Regions from separate parts of the Mus musculus genome. Here all the other regions are linked to region 1. The links are chromatin loops, found by intact Hi-C in ENCODE. Cell type or tissue: heart. All regions are shown on one strand. Region 1 overlaps Lbhd2 (LBH domain containing 2). Region 2 overlaps Cdc42bpb (CDC42 binding protein kinase beta). Region 3 holds the start of Amn (amnionless). Region 4 overlaps Cdc42bpb (CDC42 binding protein kinase beta). Region 5 overlaps Rcor1 (REST corepressor 1).

Region 1 (5,000 bases):
CAGGTTAGTCCTCAGTTAGTCCTCAGTTAGTCCTCAGTTAGTCCTCAGGTTAGTCCTCAGTTAGTCCTCAGGTTAGTCCTCAGTTAGTCCTCAGTTAGTCCTCAGGGCCTCCAGAGGGGCTCGTAAGCCACTGAAAGCTATAGGCACGAGGGCTGAGCTGTTCCCTGGGGTCCTTATTCTCTGAAGCCTGTGGAGGGTCTCTCACTGTGAGGACGTGAGTTCAGCTCCCATGACAGATGCTCAGAACCACACAAACCTCCTTCCTCTCCCCAGACCTCAGCCTCTGGGCTAGTCCTTATACCAGCCCTTATCCAGCTTGGCCCTTGAAGGGATCTATACCCATGGCCCTCACCTTTTCTCAAAGCTCCCTCACCCTGTGTCAGGCCAGCAGCAGAGACAGCAGCAGTGGCTGCTGTCCCTTAGGTAACCACTGAGGTGTGGGCTGTTAGGAGACCCTCAGGCTGCCACATTCTCTCTGCCATACCTTTCCCTGACACACAGGGCAGGGCGGTGGAGGGCTGCTTCAGGCTTCCAGAGCTGGGCTTCATTCTCCTTCTCTTTGCCTAAAACGAGGGTGTGATCACCCCTTCCTTCCCAACCGCCCCGGGGAAGGAGTGGCTGTCCCGTCCAGATGTCTGCCAAAGGCTCACCTCAGATCCCCCAGGACCAATGGAGCTACAGCTGTCACCAATAGAGAGGCTTTGGGCTTTATGTTTGGTTTTTGTTTTTCGTTCCTTGGCTTGTTTTCAGCTCCTTCCCCAAGTCCACCAGGGAAGGAAGCAGATGATGATGTCATCCAGGGTGCCAGCTCCGGGCACCAGGCATTCCCTGCTCCAGTAACAGATGCGGGTGTGGCAGGCTCTACTCTCTGACCACCAAGAGGACCTCCATCCCAGGATGACAGGCTGATTCACAGAAAAGGCTGGGCCCACACAGGAGGCCCAGCTCGCCAAGCTTCCTGTCTGGCTGGGTGTGGCCAGGACCCCAGCCCCTGCCTTTGCGCTCCATGGTCTAGATCTGGAACATACCCCTCTTTGTTCAGTGGCTTGAAGCAGAAATAAAGGCATCCTTCCTGGTGGCTACGGGCACCTTCGTGGGTACTTGAGCTGCTGGGCACAAGTTTGCTTCTGCTAGTGGTATTCTAGTCTCTCTGAGGCTGGGCAAGTCAGAAGGTTGGATGGTAAGCACTTGGTGCTTGGCACTCAGCCCGGGGTGGGGAATGCCAGGCTGAGCAGAGCCAGAAGGCTGTTCACACTGTCTCTGCCTAGGGACCCTCTCTCTACTCTTCCTTGCCTAGACTGCCTATGGCCATTCTTCCAGGTGGCCTCCTACCTCTGTTAGAGATCCCTTGGAGGTCAGGCACCCCTTGTACCCTGCATCCTGGGTACATTAGGGCATCAGGGGTGGTCTTCTTCCAGCCCAGATTATATTAATTCCCTGAAAAAGTCCCATTTTACAGATGGAAAAATTTAGGTTCAAAATGAGGTGCCCTGGACCGGTTTTGCCCAAAGCTATGGAGGGACCCTCAAGCTGGCCACAGCACCCATATGTGACCTTGGGTGGGCAAGCACCTCCTCTTACCTTGAATGATGGTCTTGTCTCTTCACAACCAAGAGGGGAGCTATGGTACCTCATCAGGGCTGACTTGGGGAGTAGAAAGCTGACCATGCCTAGGGCTCCCTCTTAAGATGTACTGCCCTCCCTTGGCCAAGCCTGAGGAAGTTCAGGGCCTAGCCACTAGGAAGTTTCCATAATGTTAGCTCAACAAAGCCCTCAGGCCGAGGCCCCACCATGGGTGAGCTGGTTGGGCTGTGGGAGACACAGGCCTTCTGTTCTCTCCTGGCCTCCTTGCTAACCTCCAGGATGAATAAAGCAATTTCTCCAGCCCTCCTCCCTTCTAAATATAGCCTGGCCCCCAAACGCCAGAGGTGGGAGGGGAGGTGCGGAAGTTTGCCTGGAAGTCTGCTTTAAATTTAAAACCGTGGGTGCTCTGGGTCCAGGCTGTCAACGTGGGCCCTGCCAGGGTTCACGGGTTAGAAGTGTTGTTGTCCTAGAACCTCCCTGTCCCCAGCCCTCCTTGTGGGTTTTGAGAAAGGTCAGTGAGACTAGGAAATGGGGAGGGAGTGTGGGGATCCTCAGGGGGCTGACCTTTGGCAGGAAGTGCTGTCCACTCCGAGAGGCAGAGCAGACCGGGACGAGGAGCGATGTTGCACCACCTCTCTCCCGGGCAGGATTATGCCCAATTAAACAGGGTCCCACAGAAGGCAAGTCCAGGGCCCTTGGAGAGGGGCGGGGGTGTCTCCTGGGACCCAAGCCCAGGCTTTCTCCGTGGTTTACCAGGGTAGCCCCAGTGTAGTGATAACCCATTCCGGAGGTCCGAGAGCTAGAGGGGGCGTAGAGGGTCGGACCTCTGCCCACTTCTCCCTAAGCAGTGGGAGAGAGCCCGGGTGAGGCCAGAGCGGACGCCACACCCACTCAGCAGTCCAGCCTAGCCCAGCCTCTCCTTAGCACACAGGAGACCTGAAATCTGCCTGCGGCTCCCCCTAGCGTCCGCCGGGGTCAGTGCTTAAAAACAGCAGACGCCACCGTCTGGTGCGTTTAGGTCCACCAGCAGGCTGCAAATTGGCCTCAGAGAGAGTAGGGCACAATCCACACACACCTCGGGCCCCACAACCCCGCTCCCGCCAGACCCCCGCAGCCGCCAGGGACACAGGGTAAACTCCGCCTCCCCAGTCTTAGAATGGATTCCAATCTGGGCCCCTTAGCATTCTGGGCAAAATTGACCCCTAGACAGGTAAACATCTGTGGAGGGTCCTTCTGCTCTTGCCTACCTAGAAGCCAGGTCCTCAGGTGAGGTGAACTCACATCATCCCAGTAACAATCCTGTTTACTTAAGAGTAAATAAGGCTTAGAGACAAAGATGCCTCTCCCAAGGTCGTGGGGAGCTGGGGTTGACGTTCTCGGTGTCTATGGTGTTCTAGCTATGCCTCTCCTCTTAGCTGGCCCCTGCACGGCCCTCAGCTGATCTCAATTTGACTGCCCTGGCGCCTGGGCTTCTCTTAGACTATGCTGGGACTTTTCCGCTGGGATTTTACTGAAAAAGCCAGGGGAAGGCAACATGGAAAAATCGAACAAGTTGCTGGCTGGGTGTAATGGCACTTACTGCAACCCCAACACTTGGGAGATGAAAGCAGGAATGGAATTCAAGGTCATCCTCAAGTATGTAGCAAGTTCAAGGCCAGCCGACTTGGAGTTGAAGAGTTGGCTCAGCAGTTAAGAGCACCATCCGCTCTTCCAGAGGACTAAGCCTGGGTCCCAGCACTCTCATGGTGACCAGAGGACATGACACTCGGAAAGCACAGACATACATGTAGGCAAATCACCCATGCACATAAAAAAATAGATTAAGGCTGGAGAGGTGGCCCAGTGGTTAAGAGCACCTGCTGCTCTTGCAGAGGACCTGGGTTCGGTTCCCACCTGATGATTCACAACCATCCCTAACTCCGGTCCCAGGGAATCTGTCCCCCTCTGACCCCTGCAGGCACCATACATGTATATGGTGCACACGCATATTTGCAGGCAAAACACATAAAATAAAATAAACACATTTAATAAATTAAATATATATTTAGTGTTATTTTATTATATTATATATTATTATATATAATTTTAAATTATATATTACACACATATATATAATTTAAAATTCTACTTTGATGAAAAGAATGTTTAAGAACACAAAAATACCAACCAGCAACAAAATCAAAGAAGAACATATCACAGCCTCATGGGCATGCTCAGTCCGGGGTTTGGTGAGACTTTGGGAGAGGCCTAGAACAATCCTCCTGGTCCTGGGTATTAGATTTCTGAGGCAGCATAGACACAGCAGTCAGAAAGAGATCAAAGTCTTCCTGCTTGGACTTATGAGGCTAGACTTCAAGCAATTTGAACTTGGAGATCCCAGGACTTACATTTGAGTTGGAGACAGTCTTGGTATCTCCAGTCGACTGTGTGGTGGTGGGTAGGTCCCTGAGCCCAGGGCAGCCTCCTTAAAGGGAGCCAATAGGCAGGTCAGGCTGAGCCGAGGGGAAAGGTCCAGCCGGGTACCTCTTGGGCTTGGATTGGTAGTTCCACCTAGGGAGCTATAATTACTGAAAAGTAATTAACTGGAGGGCATCCTGGAGGTGGTTCTGATGGCTTCTGTCTGACTTGGCCTGTCTCCAAATAGCATGGGGTGATGTAATATGCCTTGTATCATCAAATCCATTATTTATATGTTGAACCCTTAGCTCCAGAACCTGAGAACATGACCTTATATGGAGATAGGGTCTTTAAAAAGACAATCAGTTAAAGTCAGGTCAACTGGGAGGCTGGGTATATAGTTAAGCTGTTATGTTGTCTCCCAGAAGAGGATGCAGAGACACAGCACTGCGCTGTCACCTTCGCCAGCCTTAAGACCCTCTTCGTCTTTTACAGACCCAATTTATGCTAAATGGAGACTTATGTCTTTAGTGAAGAAAAGAATTTTAGGACTAGCCAGTCTGAAGTAGAGTTGGAGATTTTTATTAAAGATCTTTAATAAAACTTTAACATAGGATTACACGTGACGTTAGGGGAAAGAGTAAGACTTAATGGAGGACATGTTGGGAGAATAGCAGAAAGTAAGACATGCCCACGGGAGGAGTCAGCCGGCTCAGGGGGGCTCAGCAGGGGACTAAGCTGCCCTAACCTTAGCCATAGATCCCTGGTCTTGGTGACTCTCAAGTTGTATCTCTGAGGTTACCAAGAAAGCATTATTTTTCTCCATTTCCCATTCTTCTGATAAATGAGTGGTAGTGGTGATGGAGATGTCTTGTATGCAATAACAATTTGATGATCTTTCTCAAGGAGTTTAGTACATGTCTTCTCTATACGTGAGGGGTTTTGTGGAGGAAATTCCTAGAAAAATCAAAGATTTATAGCTGGCGGGGGAGAAAGGCCTTCTGCAGGCGTTGATCACA
Region 2 (5,000 bases), 80 kb before region 1:
GCAGGGGAGGAGGGCAGCGCAGTCAGTCGGACAGAACATCCAGAAGCTCCACGAGGAACAGACCGCCCACGTGCGCGTGCCTGTTGATCCCAGCACAGACAGACAACGGACGGCAAGGGAGGACCGTGATCAAGGTCTTCCTGGGCTGAAGAGACAGATCTTGCATCTTTTAAAAAGAGAGGGAAGGGCTGGAAGGCTGGCTCGGTGGCTAACAACATGTAGTCAGGAGGACCGTAACTGCCTGCAAACCCAAGGGAATCCAGCACCTCTGGCCACGGTGGAGCACCTGAATTGACATGCACAAATCAACATACATGCACAGAATTAAAAATAACAAAAACAAATGCTAAAAAAAGAGATGAAGAAGAGAAAACTCCAGAGTGGCAGATAAAAGACAAATATTTCTTTGTAAGGAATAAGGCAGAAGCCCTAGTGAAGTGAGAACATATAACTCAGAAGCAGACACACAAGGATATAAAAAGGTTCAGCCTCACAAGAAAAAAGGAAAAGGAAAACTACAACTGTATGCCACCTCCTCGCCGTCGGTGGCAAGGGCTCAGCATGCGCAGTTGGCACGGATACAGAGGAAAGAGCATCTCACACACTGTGGACTGTAAAGCAAACAGGGATCAGCAACCTGTAAAAAGACGGCTCGTCGCGGGTATGTCTTCTGACCCAGAAATGCTGGTTCTGGAATTACTCTGCAGACACACTGACATTCACATGGAGATACAGCTACTCAGGGCCATACTGTGTGCAGCTGAGACACACCAGATGCACCTAATGCCCAGACCTAGGGCGTCTGCATACAGCAGAGCAGTAGACAGGTGTAACAGGGGCTGGAGGCATGGCACAGCAGTTGAGAGCACTCGCCAACCTCCCAGAGGGCTCACAGACCTCAAGGAACGCACACTGGAAATCAGCAGACGATCAGAGAGAAGCGGAGAACTTTCTGTGGCAGAAGATGGCTCCGAGGGCCTGGAAGTAGGTCACCCATGGCGGCCGCGAAGCCTGCCGGGGTAGAGCCTGTCAGGGGCCACTCGAGAGGAAGAGATGCACATGGGTTCAAAGTGCCTTTTCAGGGCACAAGAAGTGCAGGACAAGTCGTCGCGGGGCAACCTGGTTCACCGCTGTCACAGAACTGATGGGCAGTGTCTGCCGAGCGTGAACTGAATGCTTTACTCCAGGACCAGAGGACCAGCCGTGCCTGTTCTACTGCAAAGCACCACGTTCGTAAAAACACAGGGAGGATGAGGAAGGGTTCCGGATTTAAAAGGTGGAGAAGGTGGGGCTTGAGCGTGATTGGATCTGCCTCTCACCGGAGGACTGTGGTGGCCTGAAGGATACACACAGTCTTAGGCACTGGGACGTGGGCCACAGCTGGTGCTGTGGGGGGGCGAGGGAGTCTGTCACTACAGGTGGCTGTCACAGGCTGAAACCAAGCCACTTCCAGCTCCCGCTTCTCTTTTTGCTTCATACTCTCAATTCAACGTGTGAGCTTTTGGCTTCAGGGTCCTTGGCCCCAACCCTGCCACCGCAGACTCTTCTCCATCCGGGACTGTAAGCCAAAAGGAACTCTCTTCCTTAAGTTGCCTTTGGCCATGGCGTTTTACCACAGTGACAGAAGAGTCACACTACGTAAGGACCAAGGGCCAATGCGAGCACAGACAGAAGTAAGACCAAGAATGAGTTTCCCTGCCTGGGCACAGTGGCACACACCCTGAATCCCACATCTCCAGAGGCAGCCAGAGCTCTGGGAGTTTGAGGCCAGCCTGGTCTACATAGCAAGCCCAGGGCAGCCAGAGCTACATTATAGAGACTCTGTCTCAAAAACCAAAACCCAAAATAAACCAAGAGGTCTCCTGAGGCCAAGCACACTCTGTGAAGAGAACGCACCGAATCCTCAGACATCCAACACACACACCAATGCAGCTCTAGAAAGATGCTGTGCACATGTGTGTGCGCACGGGAGAGGGAGACACTGGGCAGGATGTCAGCAGCGCGTGGATCTGGGCAAATGCTTTTCTACTTTCTGGCAATCGTTACACGAGCTGGAAATTAGTTTAGACGTTGTTTTGGAAGGAAATGTTAGAGCTGGGATGTAGCCCAGCAGAGCGCTTGCTGGATAAGTGAGACCCTAAACTCAGTCTCTAGGACTCCAACATTAAAAGGGAGAAAGAAAACACACACTATAGACAGGCCAGGAGTGGCACTGCATGCTTGGACGCTCAGCATTAGCGAGGCTGTAGCAAAAGAACCCCGCTGCAGGCCATCTGGCCGTCAAGACCTCACCTCAAGCCCCAACAGTGTATGTATAGTACGGCTCAGGATATGTAATAAAAACCAGGCAAACCTAATTTATATCTCCAAGGCTGTAATGTAGCAGTCATTTGCCACATACAGCTACTGAAATTAACTAATTAAGAACCCAGGAGCCAGTGAGATGGTTCCCTGGGTAAAGGTCACAGACGTCACCAGAGGACCTAAGTTTGATTCCTGAGACCCTCATGGTTGAGAAATAACTCCCGCAATTTGCTAACTTCCATATGCACGTGTGCCTACAACCATACCAACACACACACACACACACACACACACACACACACACACACACTTTTTTTTTTAAATAAAAGGTATTCAGAGAGATGGTTTGGTGATTAAGAACACTTGCTGTTCTTCTACAGTTTGGTTCCTAGTGCCTAGTACCTAGTACCTAGTACCCAGTACCTAGTACCCATGTTGGGCAGCTCACAAGCACCTGGCCTCTGCAGGCTTCCACGTATACATGGTATACATACATGGCACATAGATACATACACATAAAAACATTTTGAAAACCTGAACTGCAACAGCCAGGCCTGGTAACACCCAGCCCTATGATCCCAGGGATGAGGACGCCCAAGCACAAGCCAGTCTGGGCACTGATGGGAGCAGACTCATGATGGAGGGCTGTGTGCTGTGGCTAAGTGGGAGAATGGGGAGGGAGCGCTACATTCAATCTCCAGTAGCGAAAACAATTAACAGTATCCCAGAACTGCAGGACCCGCAGAAGCAGGTGAGGCACCCTCACATACAGAACAAAAGGGGGCGCACTATCAAACCTCTCTGAACTAAAGGGCAGTTTGTTTGGCTACTCTGGTGAGCCAGCACCACCCTCTCCCCTGGAAATGACACAGCACTCAGTGAAACGGAAAAGTCCATCCTTCCACCGTGGGTGCTGTGCTCCCTGTCACCGTGGGTGCTGTGCTCCTGTGGGGAGTCTCACAGAGGCCTTCCAAGTGGTACAATCCTAGAAGAGCACCAGTGTGTGCTCAGCTCCTGCAAGGCCTGGGATCATCCCAGAATAACAGAAAAAGCAAAGAACAAATCAACCCCAGAGACCTCTCTCTCCGAAAAACTTTGTGGAGAAGGAAGACACGGGAGCAGCAATGTCCCGATCCCAGGAAGTGACATGTGGCTGGCCCCTCTCCGTGGATGAAGCCAAGCCACCAGCATGGATGGAACAGAAACCGAGACCTCACGAGCCTCTTCTCAAGAAACCGGCACAGCGAGGCTGAGCCTCACAAAGGAGGCCGGACATTCAAGAGATACACGGATCTGATTCGGAGGAGGAAGGCAGCTGCCCACTCAGAGCAGAGCGCTCTCTAGGGGTAAGCCCAGAACAGCACGACTGAAAAGGCTGAAGCACCAACAGAGGAGACATTCTGAGTGACCAGAGCTTGATGACATGAGTACGACCTGAGGGCGTTAGTGACAGATTCTCAAAAATATATACAGAAAAATCAGGAAAGCTTTTAATCCAGAGAAATGAAAACTAATCTAAGAACTACAGTCTTGGACCAACAAGATGGCTCAGTGGGTAAACTCGCTTGCTGCCAAGCCTGACAACCTGAGTTCAATCCCTCAGTGGTAAATGACAAGACCGTCTCCCGACAGTTGTCTGATTACTGCATATGCGTCACAACACGTGCACCCCTCCCCAAAACAAGCAAACAAATCTAGCAACAAAACACAATTGTAAGATGTATTATACTTTGGACCAAGGAGACGGCTCAGCCTTAGGGCCTGAGTTCAAGTCCCCAGCACTGGGGAAAGAAGATCCCGGGAGCTCATTTGCTGCCCAGCCTTGATGAGCCAGCAGCTTCCAGCTCAGTGAGGGACGGTCTCAAGTCCAGGAATCCGGCCTCCCCTTCTGGGTTTTCCAGGCACCCACACATGTGGTATACAAGCACAGACAGACACGCAAACAGAGAAAGATAAATTCTCCTTTTATACATCGCAGGGCTCAGCTGGAACAGTCAAGCAGCACTGTATACAGACTCCACCAGAAGCGATTTTACCAACCGGGCAATGGGAGAAAGAAAAAGGTAGCCCCGAGGGAGTGCACACCTGCAGGTGACTCTCCTGGCCTTCCCCACTGCTGTGACAGAGAACACCTAGGCTTCAACCCTCTCCTCCTCTGTGAGGGCTTCATGGGCCAGTCTGGACAGCTAAGAGCGTGGGGTGCAGTGGGTGGAGTCACCGGGCCAGTGAGGCCAGGCAAATAGGGACCCTTAAAAGCCATTACGGCTCAGCTGTTGGGAATTCAACCACCACAACTGGAGCAATAGGAGCCCAACATTCTGGGTGTTGCGGGGCTCAGGTTGTGATGGGAAACACAACTCTGTGCCCGAGCTTAGTCACTCGGTGAAGACTTGTCATCGGCCGGACTCCTCAGGTGGCCTGGGACTGAGGCCTGAGACTAGGAACCCCAAAAGGAGGCTTCGCCCTGTTTAATATCATAGTCACACATTTCATGAAGAGGTGGCTGGTTACCTGTGCACATAGTGGAGCTGGTGGATCGAGTCAATGGCCAACACCATCTCGCCAATGTAGAACCTCGCCATGTCTTCCGGAAGCTTGTCTTCAAACTTACTCAGCAGGGTCAGCAGATCACCACCTACATAGTAATCCATGACCAAGTACTGCAAATCAGAAAGAGAAGAGAAGACAGCTCTTAA
Region 3 (5,000 bases), 140 kb before region 1:
CCTCGACCTTCCTGTTACCTCAGCCAACACTCCTTGCAGATGGACCCCACCAGCATCTTCACCCCACTTTCCCAGCATCCTCAGTCTGCCATCCACCAGACATCCCTTCCGGTCCACTCTTCCCCCCCACACACACAACCTAGTCATGTCTACAGCTGCCATCACTCCCACCCAGCCACCACCCACTGTCCCCTACCCACTCATCCACAGCTATCAGTGAGCCACCCTCTACCATTAGCCCAGTCACTCTCCAGCCACTGTCATCCCCATTGCTATCAGGAATTTAACATCCAACACCAGGTGCCACTGTCAATGATGTACTCACAGAAGCCCTCCTCAAGCCACTGCCACCACCGTTTGGTGACTGGCCCACCCGTCATTTCTCTCACTGGTGATTCTCCATTCATCGTGCACCCTGCCTGTCACCTCTAACCTGCCTTCATGGCCAGCCTACCCAGGCACGTCACTCTCTGCCTTAGCTCTCTTTGTTCTCTTCCAGGACCTTCACGCGCCTTTGACATCCCTTCCGGTCTGTTCTGCAACCCACACAATCCCTGCAGAGCACACACCCAGGCTAAGACTTCAGGCCTGGAGAAGATGGGCAAAGATGGCTGAGTTCCAGGGTTCTTGGCCACCTCCACACCGTGTCACCGGGAAAGTCAGGACGACACCCTCTTATTGGGTACCCAGGGTCCTGGGTCCTAAAGGGCAGATGCTAAAGCCGCTGAGAAGATTCCTCCAAGGGCCCTCAGGAGACAGCTGGGCGATCCCAAGGTAAATGTGTAACATCTGGGCGCCCCCTGTCCCTCAGCCCCGCCCGGTCACGTGGGGCCCTCGGAGCGAAGTCCGCATCTGTGAGAGCCTCGGCGGAGAGATGGGTGCTCTGGGCCGGGTCCTGCTGTGGCTGCAGCTCTGTGGTAGGCCCCGTGTCCCCCTGGGTCTGGACCTTGATTGAGGCTGAGGTTTCTCTAGGAAGGGTCGCGATCGCAGGAGAGGTTGGGATATGGAGGTGGCGTTGGCAGCCTGCCTCAATTTCCCGGTCCTCTGGCGTGGGTTGGTAAAGTTTCCAAAGCCCAGGAAGTGGAGAAACCGCAGCCTATTCCCGTGGACCTCCCAGCCCCTGGCGCCTCCTCTGTGCACAATCGGGACAGGGTCGCCAACTCCGGGCTCTGGGACCCCTCTCTGCCCCAGTGAGCTTCCCGCCAGAGCTCTTTCCTAAGGGCCGATTCCCCTCCGACCCCCCCCCCCCCGGGCAGTCAGAGTGCTGTGAATAGAGACGACGTTCCGAGGGAGGAGAAGGGCATGTTTGCGCGGGTTCTGTAGATCAGCTAAGAGTGCGCCTGAGAACGCCGCGGTGGGGCCTGACCGCCTTGCGCTGTGTGCACCTCTGCCGCGCCTCTTTGGAAAGTCGCCTTCCCAGAAGGCGACACTCAGCCTTCCTTTCTTTAGCAATGACTCGGGCCGCCTACAAACTTTGGGTCCCCAATACCTCCTTCGATACTGCCTCCAACTGGAACCAGAACCGGACCCCGTGCGCGGGAGATGCGGTTCAGTTCCCGGCGGACAAGGTACCTTGGTGGGGGGTTGAGGGGATGAACTGGAGGTGGGGAGGTCGGTCAGCCTCGCGCCTAACGCCACCTCTTGCTGCAGATGGTGTCGGTCCTGGTACGAGACAGTCACGCCATCTCGGATATGGTAAGGCTCGGGGCTGTGGCCTCAGCGGGCATGGCTGGCCCTGGGTCGTGCGCCGCCATGGAGCCTCTGGGTAGAGACAATCTCTGGGAAAGGACATCAGAGAGTACGTGGGGTCTCCCAGTCCAGCTCCACTGTCCCCTCCCCCACAGTATCTAAGTGCAGGGTGGGCTCTGGGAAACGTGCCTGCCCTTCCCTTCCTGGAGGCCATGTTAACAAGCTACCAGTGGCCCAGCTAGCCGGAGGGTGAGGAGCAAGAGGTTAAACAGCCCCTGCCTCCCCTCATGCTAAGGCTATGTGCTTTATAAATAAAGGCTGATGGTCCCGAGACCCTAGTTCAGACCCTGTGGTTGGAGCTAAGAATGAACTCTCTCTCTCTCTTCCTTTCTTCCTTAATTCCTTTTCTTTTGGTTTTTCTAGACTGTGTTTCTCTGTGTAGCTCTGGCTGTCCTGAAACTCACTCCGTAGACCAGGCTGGCCTCGAACTCAGAAATCCGCCTGCCTCTGCCTCCCAAGTGCTGGGATTAAAGGCGTGCGCCACCACGCCTGGCTCTTCCTTTTGCTAATTTCCTAACGGGATGACATGGGAGTTCCACCTTCTGTTCCAATTCTCCAAAAAAAGACTAGCATCCTCCAAGCAACTTGTGCACGCAGAACCACTAGAGGCCAGAAGGGGGCGCCAGATCACAGCCGGTTGTGAGCCACCATGTGGACCGGGAGCCTGCATTCTTTGTAAGAGCAGTCTTGAACCTTAACCAGTGGGCCATGGCTCCAGCCATTTATTGTCTGTTCATATCTTGGAAGCTGGGATAGTCTCTGTCTTTGATATCAAGCATACCTGCATGTGTGGATTAGGTTCTGCTTGCTGGCGCTTCCGCTGAAGTCTGCTTTCCCAAGCTCAGGTCTGGAAAGCTCTCCCCATTGTTTCATGTCTCTGCCTCAGCCTCCCTCAGACAGTAATTTGGTACTTGGATGTCCACCCTTCCCCTGGACTCCTCTGCCGTCTTCTGTGGAGCCTGGATGTGGCCACCTGTCACTGAACACCCACAGCTAGACCAGGCCTGGTGTTTATCTACTAGTGCTAGGTCCCTAGTGGGGTAGCTTTCTACAATCTCGTCTTATTTCCTCTTCCGTTCTGTTCGTTTATTGTGATGCTAGGGACAGAACCCAGGGTCTCACAAATGCTAGGTAGGTAGGTGTTCCATCCCCGAGTTCTACCCCAGCCCTGTTCTTTATAAGAATACATTCCATTCACATGGTGTGTGTGTGTGTGTGTGTGTGTGTGTGTGTGTGTGTGTGTGAGAGAGAGAGAGAGAGAGAGAGAGAGAGAGAGCGCCCATCCTGAGGTGCCACTGTGCTTACAATACATCATGTCTGTTCCCACCCGTGGGTGGAGTCCCTTGGCGTGGGTGTACCTGGCCTATGTCATCTCCTCTGTCTAGGGTGAGCCTTTGGACAGGTCTGAAGCTCTAGCAAGGCCAAGTGGGGACAAGAGCCTGGGCTGTGGGTGATGACTGGTACCTGATGGCCCTGTGAGGAGCAGCTCCCGTGGCCCCGTCTCCCTAAGCTCTGGGACAAAGATGGAGGGATGAGGTCCCGAGGCTTGGGGAACCAGGAAATAGTGTCGGATCAGTCTTTCCCTTCCGCACAGCACAGTCCTAGCTCAGAACTGGATTTGAACGGTGAGATGATCCCGTAGTGGAGCCTCGAAACTAGCTAAAATCACTCTTAGATGTCCTTCCTTCTCCTGCGTCCCTCTCTCTGAAACTGAAGCCGCTTCCCCAGTGGCAAATGGATATATTTTAAAGTCTGGCTTCTAAGACCCGGGAGACCTTGTCTTATACTTTCTCCAAGTGATGGGTGCTGGCAATGTCACCTCCCGCCCCAAGTGCTCCATGGATTCCCAGGCTCTCAGCTGTGCCCTGCTCCTTAGCGTCAGATGTGATCCTCCAAGTCGCCTCTACAGCTCAGTTGGGGGTCCTTTCGCCCTGGCTCATGTGCCCGGTGTGCCTTCTCTTTTCTTTCCCTGGTGAGACCTAGCTGGGTTTCCTGTTAGCCTCAGCCACGTTAAGGTTCCCGGGCCCTGACTTCACTTAGCTCCCCACCAAGGTCGCAGCTTGGGTTTTCCCTTGTGCCCTGGAGGTGTTAGTTGGTCGAAGTGCGTGCCCGGACCATGCGCCACCTCACCCTGCGCTTTCCACAGCTCCTGCCTCTGGACGGGGAGTTGGTCCTGGCCTCGGGAGCTGCACTCAGCGCTGCAGGAGGCGACTCGGACCCAGCTTGTAACCCTGGTGAGAAAGATGGGCATGGCTCGGAACCCCGCTCTCGGGGCGTGGTTAGAGGGGCGGGGCTTATAGAATGCGGGGCGCGGGAGCACTAGGCGGAGCAGGTCTCAGTGGGTTGGTGCGCGGTGACACAGGCGCCCCGTTGCTCTTCCGCAATCCCGATCGCTTCTCCTGGCTTGACCCGCACCTCTGGAGCTCCGGGACTCAGGCGCCCGGGCTCTTCTCCGTGGACGCCGAGCGCGTGCCCTGCAGCTACGACGACGTCCTCTTCCCGCGCGATGGATCTTTCCGCGTGGCGCTTGGCCCAGGCCCCAACCCGGTGCACGTTCGCAGCGTCTCGGCAGTGGGCCAGGTGAGCAGGCACGGGAGGGCTGGGGTCCCATCCCCTGTGCGCGTCCCCGCGGCACCCTGCAGCTGCGCGCGTGGGCCCGCGCACTCAGACTCTCTCCTCGCTCTCCTGGCCGCTGGTGATGCCACCACCCGCAGACGTTCTCGCGCGACGAGGACCTGACTGCTTTCCTGGCGTCCCGCGAGGGCCGCCTGCGCTTCCACGGGTCGGGCGCGCTGAGAGTGGGGTCCCAAGCTTGCACCGACGCGTCGGGCTGCGTCTGTGGCAACGCCGAGGTGAGTGAGTCTTGACCGGGCACAGCGCGAGGGCCGGCCCCGGCCACGCTGAGGCGCGTGGCTGCCGCTGCGCTTTCCTGCGTTCACCTCCGTGCCCCCACCCAGATGCTGCCGTGGATCTGCGCGTCTCTGCTGCAGCCCTTGGGCGGCCGCTGTCCCCAGGCCGCCTGCCAGGACCCCCTACTGCCTCAAGGACAATGCTGTGACCTCTGCGGTGAGCGTCCCCCTCCCGCCGCCCTGGAACGCGCTTCCGGTGGGCTTCCCTCTCCTGCTGGGGTCCGTGACGTTAACCTGTCCTCCTGTCCCAGGAGCTATCGTGTCGTTGACCCACGACCCCACATTTGACCTGGAGCGGTACCGAGCGCGGCTGCTGGACCTCTTCCTGAAGCAGGTAAGGAA
Region 4 (5,000 bases), 69 kb before region 1:
AAACACACGCGCGCACGTACACACACACATGCATGCACACACATGCACGCACATGCACGCACACGCACACACACACACACATGCACACACAAATAGACACAGCACACACACACCATCTTTACTTACTGTGCACTCCACACATACCTCTGCTCTCTTTAGCATTTCCCATTTGTTGAGAATTTTCATTGCATAAATTCGTTCAGTGTTCTTCATTTTGACAACAGCAACCTAGAATGTAAATTAGAATTAAAAAAAAATTAGTTAATGTTTCAAAAGCCTTGCACATCTAAAAGTTCATCTTAACTGGCTGGGAACTCAGAGAAGGGGAGTCGAGAGAGAGGGGAGAGAGAGACGCCTTCTGTATAGAGAGTTGCCCTTTAAACAAGACAACTTGGCTTTAACCACACTGTAGCTTGGATGCATCCACCTGGCTCAGGTAAAGAGACACTTGAGGACTAAGCAATGGGCACTGGGGTTCCCTGTCTTCCCCTTGAACAACACCTGAGGATTTTCAGTGAAAACAAACACGGCCCTTTTATGTTGGCTTGTAGCTTCTCCTTGTACCAGGGGCAATCTCCACACGCCTCACCCTCTCCCTCTTGCCTCTGTCCACCTTCCCTGCTGGCATCTACCAGCTACTCATGTGAATCTTTGCTTCACAGAGGTAGTGGCTGTGCGGGTCTAGAGTATAGCAAAAGAGGCTTAGAAGCACCCTCAGGCCTGACTGTAATAACACCTCTTTCAGGGCGTCTCTGTCACCCCTAGTGACCTCCATCATGACCAGTAGCATCGAGATGAGCCACTGTGTGCGTCACTTCCCACTCACATACAGCTCCTTCAGGACAATATGTGCCGCCATTTGGAGGGAGGCCAAGTGTCTCTGCACTAAGATGATCCACGGAACACTAAGCTCTGAGACAGAACCACCTTCTCTCCTAAGCAGCACACACCTCACAATGCCACCACCGAGGTACCCTGAGAACTGACGCATCCTAAGCACGTGCCATGTGTCCTCACAATCCTTCCCGGGATGGATGCTAGACAGCCATTGTCCACAGCTGTTGACTTTTAGTGAGGAAGGGACTAAATGGCAGCACAGGAGCAGTGGAATCACAGGCCAGCACAAGCTTTTAAAGCCTACATTAAAATGACAACCAGAGGGGTTGGTGAGATGGCTCAGCGGGTAAGAGCACTGACTGCTCTTCTGAAGGTCCTGAGTTCAAATCCCAGCAAGCACACGGTGACTCACAACCACCCGTAATGAGACCTGACGCCCTCTTCTGGGGTATCTGAAGACAACTACAGCGTACTTATGTATAATAATAAACAAATCCTTGGGCTGGAGCAAGCAGAAGTCTAAAAAAAAAATTAATTTACAACAACCCCAAGGCTCACAAGCATCTATACAGCTACAGTGTACTCATATACATAAAATAAATCTTTTTAAAAAAGTGACAGGAACAATTTATATTTTTAAAAAAATGACAACCAGAATTCAATGTCTTCCTTGGATGACAGTGGCTCTTCCATGATGCTCGTCCCCTGACACAGCCACTGGCCTTCTGAGTCCAGTAGGGATGCCCTACACAACGTTCCCTACATCCACATCAGCATGGTGGCTGCTCTTAGTGGCCTCCATGCTGTTTATCTGTGGCTTACAAAGCAACAGCCAAGCCTGCTGCAAGCTGAGTCAATAGGAAACAGTCTCTGTGCAGATCAGCAGCTCTGGGTGCAAGACCACTGCTGTACCAGAGAGGCTCTTCCCTCCTGAGAGCCAGCCACGGGCAAGCAAATGAGGCGCTGCCACTTTAAAGCCATTCTGGCTTCACTGCTGCAGAGGACAGCAGAGCTGGCTTCAGACAAGCTCAGATGCTCTGAAGGGGACGCACAAGAACCTGGATGCTGAGAACAAGACCCTCAACACTGGAACTCTCACAAGCCTCACTCCTCACAAGATACACATCTGGACAACCAACAAAATAGCTGATAAAACGCATGGAAGAATGTGTGTGTCACAGAGAAACATCCATTAAGAATATGTAGAAATGAAACATTCAAGTAAAATTTAGTGTAAAAAAAACTTTGTCTGTGGGATAAGCTTTACTATAAAACTACTTACAAAATAAACAAGGAATAATTTTCTCATCTGGTGTACCAGAAACTTTCCAGCCCAAACTTCAAGTATTTCAAAGGATCACTTTTGAGACATAGGTATCTGCTAATAAGCTGACCAAAATCTACCACATTTAACCATCAAGCTGCCTCTAGAGGTCGCAAGCTAATAGACTTGAGTTCCAAATAGATTTCATTAGACAGATTCTGAACAAATAACTTCTAGCAAGGAGAGGAAGCAGATGTCTAGTGGTTCCTGCTCCAACATCTTTCCAGAAACCCCACTTCCCATTCTAAATTCTTAAAACTTCAAAATAACAAAAATTTAAAGAACTCTTTTCTAATGAAGGAAATGCTGGTTAATCATGAGTAAACGGAACTCTTATTAAGAGAGAACTAAAGGCCAAGAATAGTGGTGTATGACTTTAACCCCAGCACTCAGAGGCAAACTGTGAGTTTGAGGCCAGCCTGGTCTCCATAGTGAGTTCCAGGAACAGCCAGAACGATAGAGAGAGAGCATAGAGAGAGAGCACGTCTCAAAACCCTAAGGGAGTGAGAATATAATGAAGGAGCTTTGACAAGAGGATGTTTCCTAAGCAATTAAGAAAAAAGTCTGAAGTCAAAAGACTCCAACCCAGAACCAAGACCAACTTGATTCTCAGCGTGGACAAGCACAGCGTGGACAAGCACTGAGAGGTGGTACCTGCCCTGCCTGGCCCAGGTTTGCCCAGCTGATTAAATAATATACCCAAAAAGGATTTATAAACCGATTCCCAGCATCTTTGCCTCTTAAATCAATAATACTATTAACACTGACTCAAGCTCCATGTAAGTTTATTAAAACCATGGCACAGAACACAAATATCTAAGCTTGAAGTTTTCCCTTCTGGTAAATCCCTTTAGTTTCTGATGCAGTCATTTCTACAGCAATCAGCCTGCTGTGTATACAAGAGCAAGCTCCATACCCTGGGTACCAAGTGAAGCCTGGGCGTTGGCTCCGTCTGCAGGACCTAAGCTCAAGCCCCAGGACCCAAGAACAAAGCAGTATGCCATGCTGTACCCCCTGTGATCCCAGCACAGGATGCTAGACCCCTGTAACCCAGCATAGAGAGGCAGGGGCGGATCAAACCAGCCCGGCTGAACTCAGGTTCAGTGAGACTGTCTCTCAAAGCCTGAGGTGGAGAGTGACAGAAGACATCTAATGTCAATCTTTGGCCTCTAACAGGGCCCCCCAGGTACAAATATGTAGCAAACAGACATATTCAGACATATTACGCATGCGGGAGGGGGGGAAAGGGGGGGCGCTCGCGCGCGCACGCACACACACACACAGAGCTATCTTCCTAAAAACGATGGAATTTTATGAAGGAAGGAATTTTATTAGCATAAAATTGACCATAGGACATGATAACAACATTAATCAATACATCATGCTGGTCCTGTTTACCCGCCCAGAGCTCTTCAGATGATACCAGTATCAGCCCCCAGATGTAAGGAGCCGGTACTGCCTGGGCCACGTGGAGGGGGGTCTCTCTTACCTCACCAAAGGCTCCTCTCCCGATCACTTTGATGATCTCGAAGTCTTCTCGATGAAGCTGCATGTCCTTCACGAGCTGGGTGAAAGGCTTGGCTGTAAGGAGAAACACAGTTTAGTCCAGCACACGACACTCTCCTAAACCCTACCTGATGGCGGCACCACACTAGCAGCTTTCTCTGAATACGGATGGCTGTCAACAGTAATGCTTCAGTATCTACTATAACAAATATAGTTGCTGCAAAAATCTGGTAACCCCTCTACTTTCCTGGTTAGATCCGAGGTTGGTCCACTGAGACGGGCAACCAGCATATTGCTGGGCTTTGGAAGGTGTGTTAGAACGGGGATGAAGTGCTCCTTCAAATAGGACTTCTTAGGAAACAATGTCTTCACAGATGTGACCAAGTTAACATGAGATCACACACCACAACTGAGTGGGCCCTAAAGCCTACAAGATTGTGTCTTTTAAAAATACTTTTACTATTTACTTACACGTACACAGATGTCTGTCTGTCTGTGTGTGTGCATGTGTCTGAGGTTAGGGGCATCCCTTGGAGCTTGAGTTACAAGCAGTTGTAAGCCGCCTGATGTGGGTGCTGGGAGTTGAACCTGGGTCCTCTGCAAGAACACTGCATGTTCTTAACCAGCGAGCCATCTCTCCAGCCCAGTATTTGGTGTTCTTAGAGTAATAAAATTTGGACAGAGTCAGGAGGGAGAGAAAGCCACAGGAAGATAGAGGAGAGAGGGAAGCAGCCTCAAACCAGTTAATACCAAGGAACCTGGCAGCCACTAGGAGCTGGAACAGGCAAACAAGTTCCTTCCTGAGCCTTCAAGGAAATAGACCATGCCTTGGTCTTTCAGCCTTCATGCAGCTGTGACAGGCAGAGCTCTGTGACTCTGAGCACCCCCCCCCCACACACACACACATCTTCCAGTATATGACAATAATTCACAGAGAGTTCTCCTTTCTCCCAGGAGAGCAGGGGACAGGGACAGGGCTAGCACGGTGAGGTCTGGCTCCTGATCACTGCCCCTCCTCTCCTGCTCATGATCTGGCCTACCTGGCAAGTATGTTGGTTGCATCTTGTATGCCTGCTCTTACCTTCAAGCCCAAACCGATTTTATGCTAATTTCCATTGGTCTTAATTACTAGAGGTTTCCTTTCTTTCTCTGTGTAGCCCAGGCTGTTCTGGGACATCCTCTATAGACCAGGCTGGCCTCAAACTCACAGATCCGATTGTCTCTGCCTTCAGAGTGCTGGGATTAAAGGTGTGCGCCACCACACCTGGCTATAAGAGTTTCTAGAATGTTAGGCAGTTGGGCCAAACTGAGCAAATGTATTACTTCTTACATC
Region 5 (5,000 bases), 320 kb before region 1:
TCCACAAGGGCCCAAATAGCTACAGGGAGTAGCACTAGCCATAAAGTAGATCTAAGAAGTCTGTTGGAGGATGGATTCTGATACATACAATAGATAATTTACTATAGACTATCCTGCTGCAGCCTGTGCTGCAAGCTGTTGAAGAGCCTGTTTCTCCAGCAGTGTCCACAGTGTCTGTGCTGAATGAAGAGTAGCTTCACACAAGGTTGCAGCATTGAAAGTGGTAGGATTTGTAAGTCCCCTTGGCCCCCTTCAACATATTCTTAACTTTGTCCCCCATGCCCAGAAGGATCAGGCATAGAGAGGAAGTGACTTGGGTGAAGCAGGTCAGCTTCCTGTAGTATACAGCTTGCTTCACTGCTAGGCCTACAAATACAGGGTTAGACAGGTAAACCACTCAAGGCACTGGGATTCAGAGATGGAAACAGCTTTCCGATTGCCACTATCCTGCCTGCCTAAGACCTAGTTGAAGGTGGCCTTGAAATGAGTCATTTGTAAGGCAGTCTCTAGTCATTAAAAGGAAGTTTGGGGCATGAATGAAATAAATATATCAGGAGCCTGGCAGTGGTGGTACACACCTTTAATCCCAATACTCTGAAAAGCCTGGTCTATAGAGCTCAGTTTCTGGTCAGCCAAAGCTACACAGAGAAACCCTGTCTCGAAAAGCCAACAAACAAAAATACAAATATACGTTAGGCACTGAAGGTGTTGCCTAGAGGCAGAAAATTGATTTAACATAGGAAAGGCCTAGATTTGTTTCTCAGGACTGAGAAAAGAAACATAAAAGGGATTGTGTTCAGTAGGAGAGCACTTGCCTGTCATGGATGGAAGGAACTTCAGGTGTGATTTCTAGCACTGCAAAAAAGAAATGTTGTGACAGAGTTGATTTGATAATTGTTTACACGTGTGTATCTTAAATGTTTTCCTAATACTCTATGAAGGACTGACGAAGAGTCTCATCCTTGTTCTGTAGTCGAGCAAAGGAGTTCAGCTAGCAGTTTCTCAGGAGAAGCCAAGGCTGCTTTCTTTCCATTCTGCTCAAGAATAGAGAGATGACGCACTGTCTTAGTCTATGCCGCCCTCTACCCCACCCTCCCTATTAAAGCCAGGCAGATCTTGAGTCTTTGAATTATTTCGTGCACAGCCAAGTACACACAGTTAATAAGGTTGCTGTGAGTGTTCAGCTCCCTGCTTAGGGACAGGTCTGGAAGAGTTGAAGGGATGTGTGTGTGTCTGACTATTTTGAGACAGGGTCTCACCATGTAGCTCTGGCTGGTCCGGAATTCACAGTGACGTCCAAACTGGCCGCATAGAGACTCACCTGCCTCCTGAGGGCTGAGGGTAAAGGTGTGCCTGGTCTGCTCACTCTTACACTGATATGCAAATGTGAGTTCTGGAAAAGAGGACAGAATTATCCAGTTACAGAGAAGTACACTTAAGACCTGAAGAGAACTTAGCCTCCTGCGCTGTGCGCTGGGATGGAGCAGTCATCTCTTGTCTCTCCATGGTGGTCTTCACTGGTGGCTGGGGAATGGGCACGCACGCAGTGGGAATAGTAACAAACAGCATAGTTATCTTGTTTCTGACTTGCCTTCTCTTGTTCCTTCAAGATAGTCAGGGTTCAGATGTTGGCTGTAGTAATGTCTTTGTCCACCAGGTGGCAGAACTGTTGTACGTAAATGTTCCTTTTGCTTCTATGTGAGTCTTAGGGATAACTTCTTTCATAATAATAAAAGGAAATGCCATGGTCTTTTTTTTTTTATCATACTCCATTGTTCTGGGGATTGAACCCAGAACCTTGTGCACACCAGGCATAACGCTCTACTGAGCAGCATCTCCAATCTTGTTATTACATTCTTTAGAAATGTTTGGCAGTCTCAATTTTAAGCCATGACAGAAATTACTGTAGTGTTTCCTTTGCAGTACCTAGTGCCACTGCAAACCGTTATAGTCTTTTTCTAAGCTCCATTAAGACCATAAGCTTTGTCCTCAGCCTGCCTTATGGTCTGAGCCTCCTACTCTGTAACCGACTCAGGATGACAGTTTCTGAATCTGCAGTGTCTGGGGGAGGGAAGGGTGAATTGGTTACCATAGCAGCTTTCATCTGTTCTTTCTTTTGCAATTGAATTTGAAACTCTTGCTACTCTAAGGACTTTGTTTCATTGGGTTAAAAATATTAACATAGAAACAAAGCGCAAGCCAAGGCATATTTTGTTACTTGCCTTTGGCCTCTATCACATTCCTTTGATCATGCTGTATTTTACTCTGTTCAAGCTACACCAAATAGTGAGTGAGTACTGCAACCCTAAAAAGCCATGGATTAATACAGTCTCTGTTTTATGATCACAGTGGTGCAGATCTGTCACCATCAGAGTTAATATCAGGTGGTTCTCCAGGCCTGTTTGGATATAATTGTCAAGTAAACAGCCCTGCACTGCGCCATGGTGGTGATGTCAGCGCAGACGGAGTCTGCCCAGTGCTGAGTCTGAGGCTTCTGACCTGCAGGCGGGTGTCAGTGGGAGTAGTCAGTCAGCGACAGGCCTCTCCTCTCCCAAGCGTGGGCAGGATGCCCTGGGGACAGAGCCACTGTGCTGCTGCTTAAGCTGTGTGACCTCTGTGGACCTCCTGCCTTGGTCCCCAAGAGGTTCTGCACAGGACCCCTCAGCCCCTTACAGAGACAGACACGGACTCTCCCCTGGAGAGATCCTCAGGGGACTTGTGTTTCTCCTGAGCCATTTCATTTCCTTTAAGCTCCTGTAAGCTTTTGTTCTTATGAGAGCAGAGTTGATTTTCTTAGGCGGAAAGTTTATTTTCATGGAAGGGCTTTTAACCATGAGGGAGTTTTTAGCTAATGCATATCTCCCATTTCATCGCTTGTACCAAATGCTGTCCTGTGCAAAGTAGGGTGGGGGGTAGGTGTCCACCTCTCTCAGAAAATCAGAGAAGTGAGGACCAGGTAGTGTAGCAGAGAGGCCTACCAAAATTAGTATTTGTGTAACTAACTCCGAAGAACATTTCAAGAAAAGCAAGAAGAGTGGATGCCCGTGGCTGATGTTCCCAGTTAGGCGACCGAGCTCTGCTGGGGACAGTGGACACTCAGTGTTCAAAACAAATTACAGTTGGGGTCTCTGGGTTTAAGACGAGCCTGGCCTACATACATAGCAAGTTCTAGGACATCCAGGGCTACGTAGAGAGACACTGTCACAAACAAATAGATGAAAAAGGAAAGGAAAGGAAAGGAAAGGAAAGGAAAGGAAAGGAAAGGAAAGGCAAGGCAAGGCAAGGCTAGGTTGGTGGACATGAGAGCGGAGCAACTCTGTCTTCATGGTAGCTGGCATTGGCTGGTTTGGGAAACTTGGCTGCTCTCTAGGCACACTACCTTGAACAACTGCACTTTAGTTTTAATTATTTAAATTTTGGGTGTGTATATTCACACTGTTGCAGGTGTAGAGGTCAGAGGGAAGCTTGCTGCATTGACCCTCTCCTTGTTCCAGGGTTCATGTGTGTGTGAGGACTGGCAATGAGTGCTTCTTTTTACCTCAAAGCCACCTTGCCAGACCACATTTTAATTTTTTAAAGCCCAGTCCTTTGGGTCACAGTCTTGAAGGTAAATCCAAAATGATAGTAACCGAAATTTTTATTAAATAGTAGAAACCTATAAGTTGCTATAGCGAAGCACTAAAAGCATTGCCACAAGTTCAAGGTCAGTCTTGACTTTTTTTGCGCAGTAAATAGAGGCAGAGCTTGGATTGGATCCTGACCCTTCATGAACATAGCTGGCCTGTGCTGTCTCTACTTTTGGGGGCAGATACCACCATCATTGACTTAGCAAACTGTCTTACCTTTGTTGTTTTTCTGTCTCTGTCTTCAGACACAGCAGAAGAGGGCATCAGACCCCATTACAGATGGTTGTGAGCCACCATGTGGTTGCTGGGAATTGAACTCGGGACCTGGAAGAGCTGACTCTTAACCTCTGAGCCTTCTCTCCAGCCCTTTTGATGAGTTATTTTTTTAGATTTATTTATTTTACTTTATGTGTATAAATGTTTGTCCACCTAAGTGTATTTGTGCCCTTTGGACCCTTAGAACTGGAGTTAGGGATAATTGTCAGTTGCTGTGTGGGTGCTGGGACTTGGCCCTGAGTCCTGCAGGAGCAGCCAGTGCTCTGGCCTGCTGGACTGTTGCTCCTGCCACTTCTTTATTTTTTGATTGGATCTCACTGTGTAGGCTTGAGTGGCCTAGATTTCAGAGATCCACCTCCCTAGTACTGGGACCAAAGTTCTAGCTCAGGGAGTTGTGTAAGTGCTGTCTTCAGAACAGGACCTCAGGAACCTTGGGAACAGTGTTGAGTTGTTTGAGGTTCTCATGGGGCCCCTTTGACCCACAATGCGACAGGACTTAATCCATTCCTGGCAGTGGAGACTTCATTAGGTGACAAGTGATGTCCATCCTGGGGTCTGTCTCCCTGTTATTCCATGTATATATTTTAAGGAGCTTCTATTGTATTAGGTGTCTATACAACCCCTTAAATGGGCCCTAGTTTTAGCTGTCCGTCCCTGTATTTCCTCCCCTCTTCCCCATCCCTCCCCTTTCCTGCTTGATCCTCTTCCAGTCCATCCCTTATTCGTCTGTGACTGTGTATTCCATTTCCCGTCTTAGGGTGACTCAGCACAGCCCGCTCATCCCCTGTTCTACACAGATCTTCTGTGGCAACATGGATTGTAGCTTACTTATAGTTACTTATAGCTGACACCAACACATGTCATATTTGTCTTTCTGGGTCTGGGGTACCTCACTTAGGATGATTTTTTTCTAGCTTCATACATTTACCTGTGAATTTCATGATTTCATTTTTTTATAAACAACTGAGTGATATTCCACTGTGTAAATATACCACGTTTTCTTCATTCATTCACAGACAGACATCTAGGTTGTACCTTGCTATTATGAATAGAGCAGCAATGAGCACGGTTGAGCAACTGTCCTTGTAGTAGGATGAA

What was found. A loop is a pair of places that touch in the nucleus more often than their neighbours do. Peaks named below come from ENCODE experiments on the same cell type or tissue, not always from the same donor. Only the 100,000 strongest peaks of a DNase experiment are listed, where the experiment ranks them.
Region 2: a loop joins it to region 1, with 3 times the contacts of the local background. A loop is called at or near these places in 7 of 42 quality-filtered maps.
Region 3: it touches region 1 in a loop (6-fold over the local background); 16 of 42 quality-filtered maps call a loop at or near these places.
Region 4: it touches region 1 in a loop (3-fold over the local background); 7 of 42 quality-filtered maps call a loop at or near these places.
Region 5: it touches region 1 in a loop (3-fold over the local background); 3 of 42 quality-filtered maps call a loop at or near these places.

The regions. Positions count from the first base shown.
Region 1 is chr12:111,410,974-111,415,973 of GRCm38, forward strand. Lbhd2 (LBH domain containing 2) reads left to right here. Exons shown (of 4, transcript NM_001101503.2): 4 at 751-1,119. The coding sequence ends at 872. Among named protein-coding and RNA genes, the nearest start is that of Exoc3l4, 4.0 kb to the right of the region's middle. In heart, CTCF peaks have their summits at 1,725 (motif pointing left) and 2,566 (motif pointing left); DNase peaks (open chromatin) are centred at 1,168 and 2,548; H3K4me3 peaks cover 1,357 bases; H3K27ac peaks cover 2,132 bases; H3K27me3 peaks cover 897 bases.
Region 2 is chr12:111,331,211-111,336,210 of GRCm38, forward strand. It overlaps Cdc42bpb (CDC42 binding protein kinase beta), which reads right to left. Exons shown (of 37, transcript NM_183016.2): 5 at 4,816-4,964. Among named protein-coding and RNA genes, the nearest start is that of Cdc42bpb, 44 kb to the right of the region's middle. In heart, CTCF peaks have their summits at 1,986 and 3,079 (motif pointing right); no DNase peak of the experiment used is centred here.
Region 3 is chr12:111,270,248-111,275,247 of GRCm38, forward strand. Amn (amnionless) reads left to right here and starts at 849. Exons shown (of 12, transcript NM_033603.3): 1 at 849-917; 2 at 1,450-1,568; 3 at 1,651-1,695; 4 at 3,896-3,983; 5 at 4,112-4,329; 6 at 4,464-4,601; 7 at 4,707-4,815; 8 at 4,910-4,992. The coding sequence starts at 875. It overlaps Gm51960 (a long non-coding RNA gene), which reads right to left and starts at 3,489. Exons shown (of 3, transcript XR_003950150.1): 1 at 2,531-3,489; 2 at 1,573-1,778; 3 at 1-968. In heart, no CTCF peak of the experiment used is centred here; a DNase peak (open chromatin) is centred at 2,354; H3K4me3 peaks cover 2,475 bases; H3K27ac peaks cover 1,261 bases; H3K27me3 peaks cover 5,000 bases.
Region 4 is chr12:111,341,882-111,346,881 of GRCm38, forward strand. Cdc42bpb (CDC42 binding protein kinase beta) reads right to left here. Exons shown (of 37, transcript NM_183016.2): 2 at 3,651-3,742; 3 at 145-228. Among named protein-coding and RNA genes, the nearest start is that of Cdc42bpb, 33 kb to the right of the region's middle. In heart, a CTCF peak has its summit at 2,251 (motif pointing right); no DNase peak of the experiment used is centred here; H3K4me3 peaks cover 55 bases; H3K27ac peaks cover 71 bases.
Region 5 is chr12:111,086,824-111,091,823 of GRCm38, forward strand. All of the region lies in intron 3 of Rcor1 (REST corepressor 1), which reads left to right. Among named protein-coding and RNA genes, the nearest start is that of Rcor1, 50 kb to the left of the region's middle. In heart, a CTCF peak has its summit at 1,652 (motif pointing right); a DNase peak (open chromatin) is centred at 2,548.